Linked DNA regions of Homo sapiens: region 2 is linked to region 1. The links are chromatin contacts, found by Hi-C or POLR2A ChIA-PET in ENCODE. All regions are on one chromosome and are shown on one strand. The core of a region is the stretch at or near the end of the contact, and the rest is flanking DNA. Distances in the headings are between cores, read along the strand shown.

What was found. Hi-C counts contacts between places; a loop is a spot of excess contacts on that map. ChIA-PET counts read pairs that join two places held with the same protein, here RNA polymerase II (POLR2A). Pooled maps may share reads with other maps.
Region 2: a pooled map shows a loop between it and region 1 (7-fold over the local background). The contact joins the promoter of RECK here to the promoter of MELK in region 1. A Hi-C loop is called at or near these places in 5 of 50 pooled maps. POLR2A ChIA-PET finds 5 or more read pairs at or near these places in 2 of 52 experiments (BJ and WTC11).

The regions. Positions count from the first base shown.
Region 1 is chr9:36,571,050-36,574,952 of GRCh38, reverse strand. MELK (maternal embryonic leucine zipper kinase) reads right to left here and starts at 2,058. Exons shown (of 18, transcript NM_014791.4): 1 at 1,946-2,058. RefSeq lists a silencer at 1,977-2,256 and an enhancer at 2,840-3,339.
Region 2 is chr9:36,034,828-36,038,730 of GRCh38, reverse strand. RECK (reversion inducing cysteine rich protein with kazal motifs) reads right to left here and starts at 1,818. Exons shown (of 21, transcript NM_021111.3): 1 at 1,633-1,818. The coding sequence starts at 1,732. RefSeq lists silencers at 1,539-1,688, 1,699-1,898.

The sequences.
Region 1 (3,903 bases), core at 809-3,308:
ATCTTGGCCAGGCTGGTCTTGAACTCCTGACCTCACAATCCATCTGCCTCGGCCTCCCAAAGTGCTGGGATTACAGGCGTGAGCCACCGCGCCCGGCCTATAATTGGGGTCTTTAACTTCTCAGAAGAGCAAGGAATTGGGATAATGAGAAGACGTTTATGGTTAAATTTTAAAGGATAGCAACAAATTGGGGGCATTTTTTAACAATATTATTTGGGCTATTCTATTACTTGCCGCATAAATACATTTACCTTATCTACAGAGCTTGGAAAGACACTGATGCTGAGGATAATTTCAAACAGGAAGTAGAATACAGAATGGTTTTTTGGGTTTTGTCTGTTTATTTGCTTGAGACAGGGTCTCGTTCTGTCACCTAGGCTGGAGTGCAGTAGCTAGATCTCGGCTCACCGCAACCTCCGCCTCCTGGGTTCCAGAGATGCTCGTGCCTCAGCCTCCCCAGTTGCTGGGATTACAGGCATGCGCCACCATGCCCGGTTAATTTTTTTTTTTTTTTTTTTTTTTGTATTTTTAGTAGAGACGGGGTTTCGCCATGTTGGCCAGGCTGGTCTAGAACTCCTGGCCTCAAGTGATCCGCCCACCTCGGCCTCCCCAAGTGCTGGGATTACAAGCGTGAGCCACCACGCCGGGCTCAGAATGGTTTATAATGTGGCCTGTAACACATTTAATTAGCATCCTGCCCTGCTCCCTTGCAAAGGCTTCTGGGAGCACCAACAATGAGGCACTCATTGGGATTGATCTGCCCATCTAGTTGGTCCACAGTAGTTACACAGAAAGGACAGACCCTTGGGAGAAACAAGCCCACGAAGGCCCAGTAAGGGCTTTTCTGATTTTTCTGATTTTCTAGCCAGACTCCATGGGAAACAGAAACCAAAATTTAAACCAAAGTTAGGAACACTGGCCTCTAAACAACAATCCAGGCTCCTGATACTCACCTCATTCCACTAACAAAGGAGAAATACCAAAGGTAATTACCCGTCCTAAGTGCTAGGGACCTGATTCCTCTCTTGGGCAGCCTTCCCTGAGTCTACCCTTTCCAGCTCCCACAACCCTACACCAGGTTTCTTGGTGGGAGCAATCCTGCTGCTCCTATTACTGATACAGCATTCGGTGAAAATTCCCCTTTTAGGCCGGGCGTGGTGGCTCACGCCTGTAATCCCAGCACTCTGGGAGGCCAAGGCGGGCGGATCACCTGAGGACACGAGCTGGAGACCAGCCTGGCCAACGTGGTGAAACCCCGTCTCTACTAAAAATACAAAAAATGAGCCGGGCGTGGTGGCGGATGTCTGTAAGCTCAGCTACTCGGGAGGCTGAGGCAGAAGAATCGCTTGAACTTGGGAGGCGGAGGTTGCGGTGAGCCGAGATCGCGCCATTGCACTCCAGCCTGGGCAACAAGAGCGAAACTCCGTCTTGAAGAAAAAGAAAAAAAATTCCCCTTTTAGTGTGAGCCTCTGAAGCCACTACTCTGGGGAGATGATAGGAGAGGATGGATTTGGACTCTGAAAAGGTAGTGATAACACATCTCCTTTTTTATTGCACTGCCCCAGTAAACTGAGTTGTACAAACAGAAAAAACTCGAAACCCTTCTGTCAACTTTTTTCGCGGGGAAGAGTCACGGAAACTGGAAACGGGAAATGGGAATTCACGTCTATCGCAGCCTCCTAGGTGGCAAACGCTTAGCCTGAACACCTCTTCAATAACCCTGTTAAGTAGACACGGTCATTATCCCCACTTACGGAGAAGAAAACCGCGGGTCGGAAAGGTCAAATATCTTATCCAGGGAACAGGGCTGGTAAAGCGCGGGGCTCCGATGAAATCCTCCAGTCTCCCGAGAGCCAGGAGCAAACTGGGTTTGGGCCGCTGCGCCCCGCACAGCCCAGACCCCAGCCATCAACTGCGACTGCGGCGGGCAGGCGGGAGAACTGACCTGAGGGGCGGAGGGCACGGCTGAGCGGCGCCCGACAGAAGGACAGGGGCCTGCTGTCCTGAGAGACGCGGCTGGTACGGCGTTCCTAAGAATCTTTTCGATCGCCGGGTTGTGGCCGCTTCCGCCCGCCAAGGGAATCAAATCTCCCGGGCCGGAAGGGGCGGGGACGCGGCGGGGGCGCGCGCGGCGCCGGATCCCAGGGAAGCGGACGCGCACGGCAGGCGGGGGCGCGCACAGTGCCGGGGGGTTCTCACCGGGGCAACGGCTCGCGGTCGCTGTGGAGCCGTGAAAGGGATGGCCGGGAGGTCCACTGGGCTGCGAGGGGTGACTTGAGGCCTTGGTCTTGCCCCGGAGGGCACGTGATGATTTTCCAGGTGGCGTGGATATGCCAAGTCTCCACAGAACCCAACTTTCTTACGTTCTCTTCCTAAAATTGACGTGCCCTCTGGCAGTCACAGTTCTCATTTTCGTCCTCCCTTGCCCACTGGCCGTTCTCCCACCCAGCAAAGACAGGAATACCTCCCCCTCTCCAAAATGTGTTGCCACGAGGAATAAGAACCCCAGTAGCTGAGACTACAGGCACGCGCCACCACGCCTGGCTAAATTATTTGTGGGTAGAGACGGGATCTCGCTATGTTGGCCAGGCTGGTCTCGAACTCCTGGGCTCAAGCGATCCTCCCGCCTCAGCCTCCCAAAGTGCTGGGATTACAGGCGTGAGCCACTGTATCCGGCCCAGAAAATCTTTAGACAAATTAAACTTTACAGAGTTGAATTGACCAAAGAATGAGTCCAAAATCCAGTAATCCCTGGAACCAAAATAGGTTCAGAGTGATTCGGGCTGCCATATGTTCAAATAACATTTATGGACAGAAAAAGGAAAATGACTTACAGAAATTGCAGTCAAGTATGGAAACAGCTGGATTGGTTGCAACTCAACCTCTGACTATTTTGAGCACTGTTTAAACAGTTGGCCACCTGTGATTGGCCAAAACTCCGCTGCTGTGATTGACTGAGACTCGCTACTTGTTACAAGGTTACAGTCTCTTTACACATTTACAATTGTAGTTGTCTACAATTCACTATGTATGGAGAAACTGTTAGGCCAGGTGCAAAGGCTCACATCTATAATCCCAGCACTTTGGTGGGGGGGCGGGGGCAGATCATTTGGGGTCAGGAGTTCGAGACCAGCCTGACCAACATGATGAAACCCTGTCTCTACTAAAAATACAAAAAATTAGCCGGGCTTGGTGGCGCGAGCCTATAATCCCAGCTACTCAGGAGGTAGAGGCAGGAGAATCTCTTGATTCTCTCTGCTGGGAGGCAGAGGTTGCAGTGAGTAGAGATCGTGCCACTGCACTCCAGGCTGGGCAACAGAGCAAGACTCCGTCTCAAAAAAAGAGAAAGAGAGAAAGAGAGAGAGAAAAGAAAGAAAGGAAGAGAAGGGGAAGGGAAGGGGAAGGGAGGGGAAGGGAGGGGAAGGGAAGGGAAGGGAAAGGAAAGGAAGGGAGAGAAAGGGAGAGAGAGAAAGAAATAAATTGTTAGTCTGAACTTAAAATGCATAAGGAGGCAGCTTTATGCTAAACTTAATTTAACATGGTCATCTGAATCTTCAGCAAATCATAATCTTTTTGCTGGTGGAGGGTCTTGCCTCCATGCTGCTGATTGATCAGGGTGGTGGTTGCTAAACGTTGGGATGGCTGTGGCAATTTCCTAAAATAAAACAACAATGCTGCATCGATGGACACTTCCTTTCATGAAAGATTTCTCTGTAGCATGTGATGCTGTGTGATACCATTTCATCCACAGCAGGACTTCCTTCAAAGTTAGTTCTCTGAAATCTTGCCACTGCCTTATCAACAAAGTTTATGGAATATTCTAAATCTTTTGTTGTTATTTCAGCAATGATCACAGCATCTTCACCAAGAGGAGCTTCCATCTCAAGAAAGCACTCTCTCTTT
Region 2 (3,903 bases), core at 569-3,068, 540 kb after region 1:
GTACCATCTGCAGTATTTCCCGAACATACTTAATAGCTAATATTTCACTGCTTACTACGCTAAATGCTGGACATGTATTACCTCGATTCTCATAATAAAATCTGTGAGGTACCATTTATAATAAATGTGGCTATTTGAGCACAAAAAGATTAAAGCTAAGTAATTTGCTCAATGTTCTTAACCACTCCACTGTACTACCTCCTGCAGAACTGACTGGTTGTGGGAGGAGAATGGACAACTAGTATTTCATAATTTTGTAAGTGTTTCAGTTCAATCTCTTTTAATTTAACAGGGAGAAAAATGGGGCCCAGGAAAGTAATCTGATTTAGCCAAGAATACACAGCATTTTCTCTTTTATTCTTTGGGATAGTTTACAGCTAAATTTGAAACCTAGCTATAGTTAATACCCCTGTTGGAACTGACTTTGATTTTTTTTTGAGACAGGGTCTCACTTCCGAGGGCAGTGGCATATCACTGCAGCCTCAACTTCCCGGGGCTCGAGCAATCCTCGTATCTCAGCCTCGCGGGTAGCTGGAACAACAGGCATACACCACCATGCCCGGCTAATTTTTGTATTTTTAGTAGAAACGGGGTTTCACTATGTTAAGCAGGATGGCCTCGAACTCCTGGGCTCAAGGGATCCGCCCGCCTCCACCTCCCAAAGTGCTGGGATTACAGGGGAGAGCCTACCGCACCCGGCTGACTTTGCTTTTTTTTTTTTTTTTTTTAAGGTGTCTCTGCCTGTCTCCCTGTAAGCAATGCACTTCACCACTTTTGCATGCACACGTCCTAGCCATCTTTCAATGTCTAGTACAGCTAGGGGGAATCACTCCACTTTCCACTCATCCTAGGTCGATGTCCTCTCTCCCTCTGTGCACTCATACATGGCCCTTCATTTCCTCTGGACATTTCTGCCTTGAATTCGAGTTACTTCAATCTCCTGCTGTACCCCATCTCCTACCGAGAGAGCTTTTGGACGGAAGGAGTCGGCGTGCACTCAAAAGGCCAGCAAGCGGGAAGCAATCAATAAGCACTTAACAGTTTCCTATCCATCCTTGGTTTAGTTCTTGTAGAGCAAGAATTTCTCTCCTCAAGCCTGCCAGCCCCCGGGGGACAGGGTTTACTGATTTTTAATGTCTCCTGCCCGAGTCCAGGACCCACCACGCGGGCTGTGGGGACCGTCAGTGCTCACCGCCACCAAGGTCGTTATGAACCAAGTGCGGGTCAAGTAACAAGTAACAATAACTAACTAGGGCCGCGGTAGGGCGGCTGCGTATCCGAAATCCCATCTAAACCTCGCGACGATCCTGGGCGGGGGCATCGCACCCTTTTCTGACAAGCAGCAGAGGCAAGCGAAGGGGTCAGTGCCGAAGAGGGGGCCCGTGTCGGTGGGTGACAGACCAAGGCCTCAAACCCGAGTCACCGCCCAGAAGATCTTGGGGCGGAGAGAGTTCCTCACTCGCCCCGCCTCGGCACCAGCCTCTGGAGCGCTGAGACCTGGGGTCCCGGGGTCGCCGGACGTGGGCAGGGTCTGGGGGTCGCGCGCACCCCCGCCCCCTGCCCCGCGCCATCTTGGAGCGCTGTGGCGGCCGCTCCCGACAGCTTCGAACCGTTGCTCTGGAGGTTACTCACCCGCACTGCCCGGAGCCAGGCCCCCTGCCACCTCCGCGACCCCCGCCACGGCCAGCAGAAGGAGCAGCGCACCTCGCAGAGAGGCCCGGACGGTCGCCATGTCCGGGCCGGGCGGCTCCAGAGCCGCGGGATGCTCGGACCCAGCTTGGCCGCAGCCGCTGCCGCCGCTACCGCCGCCGCTCGCGCGAGGCCCCGCCCCCAGCGCCCGGCCCTTTGGTGACTGGCTGCGGCCCGCTCAAGCCCCGCCCCCTGCCTCACAGTGTTTCCAAAACCTCCCGGGGGCGGGAACGTGCCCCGTACCAGGGCTCTTTGTTATGGCCCAACTGTGTGTCGGCTTCTGCCAGGAGTCCACCAGCCCACGTTCTCCCAGAGTGAAGTCAGAGGATGTCAGAGCTGGGAGAGTCATTAGAAAACCTCTGCCACCTCCTGAGGTTTCGGGCCACTGAGGTGAGAGAGGAGACTGACCTTACTCAAGATCACACTGCAAGTTCACCTGAGAACAAGGGCTTAGTCCAAGGCCGAACCAAAGGGGCTTCTCTCCTTCATGTACCCTCAGTAATACTCGCAATATTCTTTCTGCCGAGACGCTGCCTCGCACCCAAAGAAAGCATGTCACCCGGGATCCTTCGGCCTCCCGCAGACACGGCCCCCTGACAAGGGTTCATCACTAGAGCTCTTTGGCACTATAGCCTCAATGTGTCTTTGTTGTACTTTAAAAATTATTTATTTATTTATTTAGGCAAGAGTCGCTCTGTCGCCCAAGCTGGGGTGCAGTGGCGCGATCTCGGCTCACTGCAACCTCCGCCTCCCGGGCTCAAGCGATCCTCCCACCTCAGCCTCCTGAATAGCTGGGACCACGGGCGCAGGTGACCACGCCTGGCTAATTTTTATATTTTTTTTGCAGAGAAGGGGTTTCACCATATTTCTCAAGCTGGTCTCGAACTCCTCGCCTCAAGCAATCCCCCAGCCTCCTCCTCCCAAAGTACGGGGATTGCAGGCGTGAGCCACTGTGCCTGGCCTTGATGTTACTATTAAGCACCTATTCCTGATAGGAAAAGAGGATAGGAGAACGCTTGTATACCTAGATGTGGAAAGCCTTGAATATCCGGCTGAGAAGTATAGACTTTGTCCAAGAGACAAGTTGGAAGTGGGTCCCACCCCACCCATCAGCCCAGCAGCTACGTGGAGAATGTTTAAGCCACTGGCTAGCAAAGCTAATTCATTGTCTCTTTTTTTCTCTGTGTGTTCCTGAATTAAACCCTTTTTCCTCCTTTTTTGAAAAAGCATGACCACCGTTTTAAATTCTCATGAAGACACCTGGGGCTAAATTACTTAAAACATTTTTAAAATTCCTTAATATTATTAAATATCCAGTCATTATTTACATTTTTCTTATTGTCTCATGATTTCTTTTTACAATTTTTCAAGTTCTAAACAAAATCCATATATTAAAGTTGGTTTTTATGTTTTTGGGCTCTTACATTTATCCTCTCTTTCGAGTTTACAAAAGGAAAACATGAATAAGTTAAAATATCTAAAACATCTCCTCTGATGACTCTGTTGCTTCTGTGTACAAGGTAAACTGAGGCACAATAAAATTTTAAAGTTTACTTCAGCACGCGGTGATTCATGAATTGAGAAGCTGCAAACCAGAAGTGGTTCTGGGGCTCAGCTCTGTCGAAGAAGCAGATTTTTACAGAGTGAATGGGAAAGTAATAAAAAGAAAATATTTGATTGGTTACAGTTATAAAGTTGCCTTATTTGGTCTATCCCACTAAAAAGCCTCTAGTTATACAAGTTTGTGGACTACTTCTGATTGGTTGAGCTTGTTCTGTTTTTCTTTAATATATGCATTTACAAGAAATAGCTCAGATTAACTCAAGTAAGTTTAAGGTCACTTATGAGGACTAAATTGACTATCTGCTCAGGAATTCTGCAGACCTGGTCTTCATTTTAATTTATTTTAACAATTCCCCTCTGAGAGTAATAGTACCACTATTGACACAGTCACTGGGCCAAAGAGTCATGATGCTATCATTATTAACAGTTGCGGCTGGGCGCAGTTGCTCATGCCTGTAATTCCAGCACTTTGGGAGGCCAAGGTGGGAGGATAACTTCAGCCCAGGAGTTTGAGGCCAGCCCAGGCAACGTTGTCAGACCCCCATCTCAATTAAAAGAAAAAAAAAAATAAGTAGTTACATTGGGATGTAGAATCACATGTAGGCTTTGGCAGTTGGGGTAAGTTCTTCAAGTTGTCTAATCCTGATGGCA